2 separate regions of the Homo sapiens genome follow, and region 1 is linked to region 2. The links are chromatin loops, found by intact Hi-C in ENCODE. Cell type or tissue: PC-9. All regions are shown on one strand. Links, peaks and the distances in the headings refer to the core of each region. The heading gives the core; the rest is flanking DNA.

The links. Hi-C counts contacts between places; a loop is a spot of excess contacts. Peaks named below come from ENCODE experiments on the same cell type or tissue, not always from the same donor. Only the 100,000 strongest peaks of a DNase experiment are listed, where the experiment ranks them.
Region 1: it touches region 2 in a loop (4-fold over the local background); 25 of 110 quality-filtered maps call a loop at or near these places.

Annotation. Positions count from the first base shown.
Region 1 is chr11:129,373,501-129,378,879 of GRCh38, reverse strand. It overlaps BARX2 (BARX homeobox 2), which reads right to left and starts at 3,032. Exons shown (of 4, transcript NM_003658.5): 1 at 2,658-3,032. The coding sequence starts at 2,844. In PC-9, for the core only: CTCF peaks have their summits at 2,457 and 2,662; DNase peaks (open chromatin) are centred at 2,209, 2,729, 3,379 and 3,719; H3K4me3 peaks cover 5,000 bases; H3K27ac peaks cover 2,538 bases.
Region 2 is chr11:129,735,404-129,740,782 of GRCh38, reverse strand. It overlaps LOC124902792 (a long non-coding RNA gene), which reads left to right and starts at 4,925. Exons shown (of 2, transcript XR_007062951.1): 1 at 4,925-5,379. In PC-9, for the core only: no CTCF peak of the experiment used is centred there; DNase peaks (open chromatin) are centred at 2,352 and 2,772; H3K4me3 peaks cover 429 bases; H3K27ac peaks cover 3,338 bases.

The sequences.
Region 1 (5,379 bases), core at 108-5,107, 360 kb after region 2:
TGAACTGTTTCATTATGCAGTGTTTTTTTTTTTTTTAATGCTGTAGTTTTCTTTCCATCCCAATTTTATGCACTTATTGTACATGCTGGTAACTTTTTAATTTTGAGGCCTTTTTTTTCTCTTAGTTTTCATTATTTTACCTGACACAGTTCACTTCTGTTACACGTCTTTAAATCTTAAATCAGCAAATGAAAGGCTGAGAAAGTTCAGTAACTTTAATTCCAATGTATGCCTTTCACTTGAACTTTTTATGCATTGCTTCCACCACCAGTGCTCAACATTTAGTTCCATCTAGCAAAAAAAAAAAAAAAAAAAAGAAAAAGAAAAGAAAAGAAGAAAATTACAGTGTCCTTTGGGATGCCAGCAACTTATTGTTGTTGTTTTTAATTAATAAGAAAAAAGATTACATTCATCTAATCAAAGATTTTTGTCCTGACCTTAACTGTTAAAAACAAAAATGCTTTGAAAGTATGGTATTTGCAAAACCCCTGAGAAGACACTAATGGGATTCCCATGATCTAATACATGTAAGGCTTTAACTGTAACTGTAAACCCACTGAAGGCTTATGATCTGAAAGTATGAACTATTGTAGCCAGTTTTTATGGGTTTAATTCCACCAGCAAATCCCAGTTTCTATATTTTAATTCTCAACTAGAGCAAAATAACGACACATTTTCAACTAACAATCCGAAAGAAGAAAGTACTGGAATAACGGAGCCAGAAAACCATTGCCAACAGCCACCCTCTACCACGAACCATCAGTGAACTTCGAAAAGCACAAGACTGAGCAACACTTAAGTCTGTGAAATACGTGCATTTCACTTATAACACTCACAAAACTACATATGAATCATTTTTTTTTCCTCTGATTTATTTCCCACACAAGGTTCAATAAAACACGACACTTACTCAGCCACCTCTGACTGAATGACTATTCTCTGCAGCTATTTATTACTCCTCTTCTGCCACGTTTTCTTCTATGATCCAATTCTGTGACTCCTATAAGCCAGGAAAAGCTGCCTTCAAGTCAACACAGCACAAAGTCACTGAAAATTCTGCCGGCACTAGGCTCTACCTAGGTGCTTAGAAGTTGTTCTGTTTTGTCCTGGGAATGTCCCATACGCAATGTTAATGACTGAAACAGATCCTCTCTTTTTCCTCGAAGGGAATTGAGTTATTATAACAAAGGATGATTTGTGCTCAAAACAATATTCAACTTATCACCCCTATTCAGTATGTATGTGTCCAAGGGTCCACAACCACCTATACACAAATGTAAAAATATCAGTTCTCAGGAGATCTATCTTGTTTCTAAAATTTCTTATTTGTTCCTTGTTTCATATATTTCTTGGTTTTAAAAATTCAGTATTACAAGGCTTGTTATGGGACATCAGGCCTAATTCTACCTTACAGACAAATTAACTTTAAAAAGGCATAACTGAATACAGTATACATTTTACAACCAAATACATGTAGGAACAATTTGGTTTTAAAAGAACTTCACTGTATGTATTTATCATATGTTTACTGATTGTCATATAGGGACTATCAATGGAACCAAGAGAAAATACAGGATTCCACGCATTGAGCATTAACAACTCAAATGTTCCAAAAAATATCTTCCAAAACTGTTGGCCCTTCATTTTTTCATTTTAAGTGTAATTTAATTTATCTCATGCCTCTCATGCAACTAACAATCTCAAAGGTTCTTTTGGTTTGGAAATACTTTATGCTTACCTTTAATGGAAAGCACACTCAATAACTTTTTTCTGATAAAAAGTGCTCCTACTTCTTTTTCGTTTTATTATACCCATGTTCCATAACCTAAATCCTAACAATGCCGAGATACTTTGAAACTTGGATCTTCTCTTAATGCATTCAAAATTTTAAAAGTACCTTGGATTTATTTTCGATAGAAACTCTACTACGTTTTCAATATATGTATTAAGTTCTCTTTATCTTTACTATTGCTCTTACCTCCCGTGAAGAGAGAAAACCAGGTGTGAGTAATGTTTTCATTGTTACCATTGCTGGTTTTGGTCACTTAAGACAAACGAGGGTGACCTTTTCGGCTTGACTTAAGACAAACGAGGGTGACCTTTTCGGCTTGTGCCACAAAGACAATGTACTTCAGAACTACTTTCTCAGAGGGCGATCATTGTAAGCAAAGCTCAGTGAATTCGAGATTTTGTTGAGAACCTCAGGATACTGATTTACTTGCAAAATTCACAGTGGAGACAGTAGGAGGCTGGACAAGTTAACTCAAGGTGAGATGCAAGGCCGCCAAGCTCAAGTTTGAAATTCACACACACCACCACTTCCTGAAACAACGATTTAGACGCTGAACCTGCTCAAGTGTTTGAACTTTCAGCAGGAAACGAGGAAGCGTTCTCCTCCGAGCAGGACAATCAGGCGTTGCGCGAGCAGCCCACTCCTAAGGCCCTGCCGCCTTTATTTCCACTCGTGCCATCCACACCTTGCGTGGTCCTTCCCGGCCACGTCGCAGATGCCTTTGCAATGCCCACCGCTTGCTGAGGCGCAGGAAAAGAATCCCTTAACTTAACCCTTCCTCTCGCCCTCGGATCGCAAAGCACAGGCCACCTACACGGACGTGAAAGCTACCGAACCCCACTTATCCCCTAGCGGAGCGTCTTACCCGTACAGGAATGCAGGGGCTTGGGTCGCACGACCAGCGACGGGCACACGGAGTAGAGGGAAAGTTTCTCAAAGTAATCGCAGGTCTCCTTGGAGAGGATCTCGTCGATCATGAAAGTCTTGTAGCGCCGCCTGGCTGCTTTGAGCTGGCCGGGCGAGCTCAGCCTCAGCTCGGCGTGGCAGTGCATGGTGAGCCGGCGCGAGCGTCCGCCGGCCCGAGCGCGGCTGCGAGTGCCCGGCCCGCTGGGGCCGCGGGGCTGGCGCGACGGCGGGGCCTGGGCCCCGCTCCCGGCAGCTGGGGAGGCGGCGGGGCTCGGGTGGCGCGCGGAGGAGAGCGGGTAGCGGGCGCGCCTGCCGCGCGTCTAGACCCACCCGCAGATCAGCATCTTCGCTGAGCCTTTTTGGGACAACGCAGCTGTCAATCAGCGCGAGCTTCCTGCAGGGCCGGGTGCGGAGTGTGTGCTGAGGGGCGTCCGCGCCCACCCCGCCCCCGCCCGCCCGTGCCACTCCGGCGCCGACCTGCGCGCCTAGTGCCCGGCGGCTCTCAGTCGCTGCCTCCCGCTCTGGTGTCTCGCGCTCCTCTGCCTGGCTCTCTATTTTAAGACGCTCGTTTTGGCTCTCCTCCCCCTCCCCCCCGGGACGCGCTCCAGGTGTGTGTGCAGGAGTGTGCGCGCGGTGCGGGGAGCGCGCACCGCCCCAGCCCGCGGCCAAGGCCCAGGCCGGTAGCTCCCCGGGGCAGTGTTCCCCATGAGCACCTTACTGCCTGTCCTGCCACCCGCCGGCCCGGCTCCCAGTGTCCGCAGCCCAGCGGGAGGGCACGTTCAGGTCTCTTACTAGAAAGAAGTCTAGTCCTCACTAGGCTCCCGGGACTTCGGGCCACAGAGCCAGTGCCCCCGAGGACCCACCGTGCCTTTCTCCTTCCCCGCGTGGACGGTTTCCCGAAGACCGCGGCTTCCCAAGCCCTCCACTCGCAGTCTCGCAGCCCGCGCTGAGCCTGCGCGCTCCGAGCGTAAGACTTTTGAGCTGAAGTTGCAAACTTGACTGCCCCAAGATCCCAAATCATAAATGACCCTGGCCCCGTCCGTTACCCTCATAAAAAACTGAGAAAAAAAAAAAGATAAGAAAAGAAAAACTAATAAAAGTGTGAGTTATCGCCGGGCGCGGTGGCTCAAGCCTGTAATCCCAACATTTGGGAGGCCGACGTGAGACGATAGCTTGAGGTCAGAGGTTCGAGACCAGCCTGGTCAATATAGGGAGACCCTGTCTTTACAAAAGAAAAATTAAAAACAGGCATGGTGGTGCACGCCTGTAGTCCCAGCTACTGGAGAGGTTGAGGCAAGAGGAAACCTGTAGTCCCAGCTATTGGAGAGGTTTAGGCAGGAGGAAATCTTGAGCCCAGGAGTTCGCGGCTGCAGTGAGCCGGGATCTCGTCACTGCACTCCAGCCTGGGCGACAAGAGCGAGATTCTGACTTTTTAAAAAAGTGTGCGGTTTTTTTTAAAACATTGTTTATAAAAACATTTTTTCCTCGTTGGAAAGGGTCAGAGCTGCACGATTCTAGGGAGCCGGCGGGCACTGGGGCAGCCTGTCCCATGCGGGCTTCTCCCAGCGCCCGAGTCTTCCGGCAAAGGGGCTTTCAATATCCGGATCCCTCGCGATACGACCGGGTTAGAGAGTCGCGAAGACAGGCGTTTATTGGGTGATTTGCCTTTTTCTTTCCAGGCTCTTAGTCTTAGGGTCTGTTCCAATCAAAATCTGTACGGACTTTAGTTGTTCATTGGAATTGCTGCGTAAAGGGGACCCCGCCGAGCCTCCGCGCCCGGGAAGCCTCCGGCAGCCTGAGTCGCGCCCGGTGTTCGGCGGGAACAGCCCAGTGCACGCCCGTTTCCACGACTTTATGTTGGAATGAGTGTGCATGGGGTTGGAAGGAAAACGCACGACAGGGACACTGAGAAGTATAGACGCGGATGGCCTTCCCTAGGGCCGAGTTTGGGGCCGGTGACATTTCCTCCCCGCTCCCAGCCTAGAAGCGTCCGCGAGTGCCGGCGGGCTCTCTGCGGAGCTGCTTGCCCAGGGGGCCCTGGTGGCCGCGGAAGCAAGTAAATGAGGGCGCCTGGGCCGGTGATTAAACTAGGAGGGAGGGACACGCCCAGAGGACTAATCATTAGGCTGTTAGAGAAAATAGATTTTTTCTTTTTTTTTTGAGACCGAGCCTCACTCTGTCGCCCAGGCTGGAGTGCAGTGGCGTGATCTCGCCTCATTGCAACCTCTGCCCCCCAGGTTCAAGCGATTCTCCTGCCTCAGTCTCCCGAGAAGCTGGGATTACAGGCGCCTGTCACCGCGCCCGGCTAACTTTTGTATTTTTTAGTAGAGACCAGGTTTCACCATCTTGGCCAGGCTGGTCTTGAACTCCTGACCTCGTGATTCACCCGCTTCGCCTCCCAAAGTGCTGGGATTACAGGCGTGAGAAAATAGATGTTAAGAGGCCAAGTCACAGCCTAGCATTAGACAAGGCCCGCAACGCGTCTTTGAGGAACTTCATTCCCGAAGTATTTGCAAACTGGCCTCCCCTCCCCTCCTCTCCATCTAGAATTGTTTTCTTTCATTCTCTTTCTCCATGCAGAGGCGGCTGCAGGGCAGGCGAGAACTGCTGCCAGGTGTCCGGGTGGCGCCGGGGGTCCTGCCGCCGGACTCTGGGGTCTACAGGCTGGCCCCAGGCGCGCC
Region 2 (5,379 bases), core at 295-5,294:
CCCATTCTGTCCTGGCTCCCACGGAGGCCATTCTTTCAGACCAAGAACCTAAATCTGAAAAAATAGCCCAGGGTCAGAGCAGCCTGCTTGGAGTGGGCTATGGGGCTGATTGATGTATTTAGAAAACATTTATATGGCACTTAGCATATGCAAGTACTGGCTTAGTGCTTTGCAAATATCAACTCACTTACTTCTCATAACAATGTGTGAGGAAACTAGTTTCGGTATCATAAATTTAAAATGCGAAACTGAGGCACAGAGAGGTTAAGCAACTTGCCAAATGTCACACAGCTGGCATATGGCAGGTCAGAATTCAAAACTACGCAGTCAATATTTCACCAAAACACTATGCTGGCTTTTTAAAAAATTGAGGCAATATTCACATAACATGAAATTGTTGGTTTTAAAATGTACAATTCAGTAGCATTTAGTACATTCAAATGTTGCGCAACCATTACTTCTATCAAGTTCCAAAACATTTTCATCATCACCAAGGGAAAACCTGTACCCATTAGCAGTCATTCCTCATTCTCTCTTCCCTCAGCCCCTGGCAATGTCTACTATACTCACTGATGCTATAGATTTGCCTCTTCTGGAAATTTCATACAAATGGAATCACACAATATGTGACCTTTTGGATCTGGCTTCTTTCACCCAGCACGATGTTTTTGAGGTTCCTCTGTGTTGTAGCATGAGTCAATACCTCACTTTTTTTTTAAACAGCTGGATTATATTCCATTGTGTGGATTTGCTACATTTTGTGTACCTACTCATCCAGCTGCACACTTGGATTTTGGCCACCATTTGGCAAGATAGTGCCACTGTGAACATTTGTGCCCAGACTCTCGTTGAACACCTGTCTTCAATTCTTTTGGGCAGTATGCTGACTGTTTAACAGAAGCAAGGAGCAGGTGCTCTCACCTTCCCGAGTGTTTGCTCTTGAAGTTGTCACCCCCCTCCACCCCCCACTCTTTATTCATTTTTCCTAGAAAAAAATCCAAGAAGGATAGAAAAGTTGTCAGATCACTGAGTAAGGAAAGTCTGCTCTGGGGAAGAAAACAAGAAGGAAAAAAATAATAGTGGAGACTATACTCACCACCCAAACCCTAGTCATTTTCAGCTGCCATTCAGTCTCCAGTTGCCACAGGTGATAGGGCTGGGACAACCTTCTTAGCCAGCCTCGTGTGATGGAACGGCGAGCCTGCTGAGGCTCAATTCCATCCCAGGGGCCTCCCTGCCTTCTGAGCAGCTCCAGTGTGCATGTGTTGTTGCCAAAAGATGCCTGGCCTCCACCTTGCCCTGAAGAGTCAGAGATAATGCTGTGTGAGAGCCACAGTGGAAAGTCGGCTTTCTAATGGTCTGGACAAGCCCCCTCCTGCTGCTTACCATCCACAAAGTCTTGGGAATCAAGGTGTCTCCTTCCATGTTCTACAACATTCCATGGCTATTCTTTCTATATTCCAGCTTTGGGAAATTCATCATTAAGTTATTGTTGAGCTTTTTTCTCCCCTGCCCTTTAGGACTGACCAATTCAAGTTCCTATGAGTCCACATAAGCCTCATTTTCTAGCCTCAAGTTATTCATGTCTCTTTTTCACCATGCGGCCTGGAAAAGACCTAGTTGGGCTTGATCAGATTGGAATTAAGTCAGGGACAGCACATGGCTCCTGAGCCCAGGGCAGCTCTGCACTCCTGAAATTTCAAACCTTTGCTGAAAGCTTAATAATTTCTTTTTAAAAAATGTTGTTCTTCCACCATTGCCCATGGTTTTTGTACTCTTTCTTTGTTCTCTAAATGTCTAGAACAAAAGTCACAAACTGGTGACCGTCAGGTTGAGTGTGACCTGCAGACATATTTTTAAACACAGTGCTTTTAAATAATGAACTAATTGGGAATTTTGCATACAAATCTGGTTATCTAGCTTCTCTTGAAAAATAGGTGTAGCCACACACAGCTGGCATTCTGTCGTAGAATAATCAGTTGACCCCAAGTGGTGGCTGTCTCTGAGGGGTCTCCAACTCAGTAGAGACCCCCGACTCATACAAGGTATGTCTCTGGCCTGATCCCTGTGCTGATTTTCTCGTTTATGTGACCTTCCTGACTCTTTGTCTACAGTTACACGCAGAACAGAAGCAAATTACTTTAAAGGTTTTGGGTAAAGAATTGCAACCTATTTTGGACAAATGCCTTTAGTTTTTGGTGACTTCCTGAATCCCAGCCTCAGTATCAATGAATGATCACACACTTCAGCAATTTATTGTGGGGGCCTCTCCTATACAAGGATGGCGGAAACAGAGAATACAGGTTGGTATTTCAGTTATTTTTACCTTAATTTTCCACCTTTTGTTGACTTTGAAAGGTATTCAGTGACAGGTTGCATTGGTATGTAAAATGCTTTATAGAATCAGGCCAATTATTATTCTTGGAGGGAAGACATCTTTTTGTGGACACGAGGTTGCTTCACTGGAATGCTGACAGAAGAGAAGTGAAAAATTGCCTGAGACCCTGAGAGTTCATTTGGTCATGAACCTGACACCTGGAATAGCTAAGGGATTTTTAAAAATCCTTAATTAAAAAAAATTTTTTTTAAAGTCGTAAATCTGGAAGGAGCAGGAAGAAGGGATGACAGGTTTCAAAAAAAGGAAGACGGAAGAATTTTAAAAAGGACACTGTTTACGAACGTGCATGTGTGCATGTGTGTATGTGCACGTTTGTGGAATGGAGGGCATGTGAGTTTGTGCATGATAAAGGGAGAGTGCATGCTCGTGTGTCATAGGAGATTTCCCTCGAGTTCCCCTTCAAGATGTTTGTTTACTGAAGGCAGAACAATTTATGAGGCGCTTCCATCACCGTTACCAACTGACTTTTGATCATTGCCCGAAGTGTCAGTCTGAACGCCTTTCACTCAATTTTTCATTCTTCCTCCCTTTCCACAGTCTCTGCTAGCACAGGAAGGAGTTATTCAAAAGTATTTACTGAGATCCTATTACTTGCCTTCAGTCATTCTGCACACTGGGAATTGCAGGCAATGCAAAGGCCGGAAATAAGGCAGGCTGGGTGGGTGTGCTCGGGCATAGACAGCCATGGACTGCCCTGGAGTTTGCTGGGAGCACAGGACGGTGCAGAGGGGCAGTGGCCATGGTTAGTGCCCTGGTGGCTGCAGAAAATGATTGAGATTTTATTCTAATTGCAATGGGAATTCGCTGAAGAATTTTTAAGCAGGAGAGCAATATAGCTTGATTTATATGACCATGGCTGCAGAGAAATAAGTATACTTTCATTTATATATTAAAAATTAGAGAGAAATGTAAGAAATTGTTAATTAATTAAAAATAACATCGATAAACCTATTATATGTTAACACTATATTTTATGAAAACTATTTTCCAAAGCAAAGAAATTTTAGTGAGAAAAGTAGTATCGCTTTACCTTTTTGCAACTCTTGCTAATGTTTGGCTTAAAAGAAGATAGTTGAATTCTCATGTTTGCTTCTGAATAAAATGTGATGTGTTATTTTAGCTAAAATATATGAAGAAAATCTGGCTTCATACAGAGATGTAGTTGTAAAGGGGAGAGGTGCTTAGTACATAAATGTGGATATTTTTCTACATGAAAAATTGACAAGTAGTTTCTTAAAGGTGAATTTCAATATGGATTCTGAAACCACATCAATGCACTCCATACTTACTTACATTAAAATCCATTGACCAATCTTGCATTTGAATGGATCTTTCACTCATGTATGATCTTATAACATCAGCATTGGTCATTTGGAAAATAATGACCCGCTAAATTATGCAGATCTCCAAATGCTGACAAATATCATTATACAAGAGAAAAATAATCACATTTGTTAGTAACAGCACTGATCGCACTGGAAAGTCTTTAAGGGTTGGGGAGCTGTCAAGTTTTCAGTGATGGAAACAAGTTTTCCAAGATTATAATTTTTGCTTGAAAGATCAAATTTTACCATTGGTGACAAATATTGCCAGTTGTTTTCATTGAAGTGGCAGGCTCATTTTATTTGTTTTTGTGAAAATGTCTCTAAATATCCATATCTAAGTAAACAGTTTGCGTGTCAGTCCCTCAAGTAATAATAGCATTCCATGAAAAAGTGTCTAGTTTAGCTGGCAATTCAAATAATCACACAATCATTTTATCCTCTAGACAGCTGTTGTACTTCAGTACACAGCAAAGTGTTTTGCATGCGGTGTGTAACATTTTTAGAAAGTATGTACTCAAGGACTGAGATTTAATAGAATTTTTTTTACTGTTTCGTGAAGAACATTCTTAAGTGAAACTGATACTTTTGTATTTTAGTTATGAGTGCATGTAAAGGAAGAACACGATGACTACTAGTAAAGTGTATTAGGCCGTTCTTGCATTGCTATAAAGAAATATCGGAGACTGGGTAATTTATAGGAAAAGAGGTTTAATTGGTTCTGCAGGCCGTATGGGAAACTTAGTGCTGGCATCTGCTTCTGGGGAGGCCTCAGGAAGCTTATACTCATGAAGTGGGAGCAGGCATGTCTCATGGCAGAAGCAGGAGCAAGTGAGAGAGAGTGTGGGGGGAGGTGTCCCACACTTTTAAATGACCAGATCTTGCAAAAACTCACCATCATGAAGACAGCACCAAACCATGAGAGATCTGTCTCCATGATCAAAACACTTCCCACCAGTCCCCACCTCCAGCAAGATAATTCAACATGAGATTGGAGTGGGACAAGTATCCAAACTATCATCAGGTTTGCTGCTACAGCCTTGATTTGTGTTAGGCGCCAACAGTTTTACTCATCACTGCTTTTGCCTCATCAGTATAAACACGAACACAGTGAAAAAGACAAATAATGTCTTAGTGTTATTTTGAAAATAGAGTTGACCTTGCAGATCCCTGAAAGAATTTTAGAGATTCCTTAGTGGTCTGTGGATCCCACTTTGAGAAACACGGACTTAGATTACTGAGTGCTCAAAATCCATAAATATTAAGTCTTGACTAAACAGTTGGATTGTTTTAGAGAAAACAGTCTTATAAATTTGGCAGGTGGGAAAGTCTTTTGCCCATGAATAATCATGTCCACACTTCTCATGGTATGAATAACCATTTTGCTACACATTAATATATATTAAATTCACAGTTTCCCTTTATCTTTCTCAAGCCCTAATATTTCTCCATGTTATTGATGATGAAATAGGTTCATCTCATTTCAGACTCAGCAGAAGTGGGGTAGAGCTGTGTTTGATTTCTGAAAAATACTCAATATATCACCCATTTTATTATGTACAATGCCACAAAAATGTCTGTAACTACTTTTCATTTCATATGATTACTAAATGTAAGCAGAATGTACTGGGTGTTTTATTATATAGGTGGTTAAGGCCT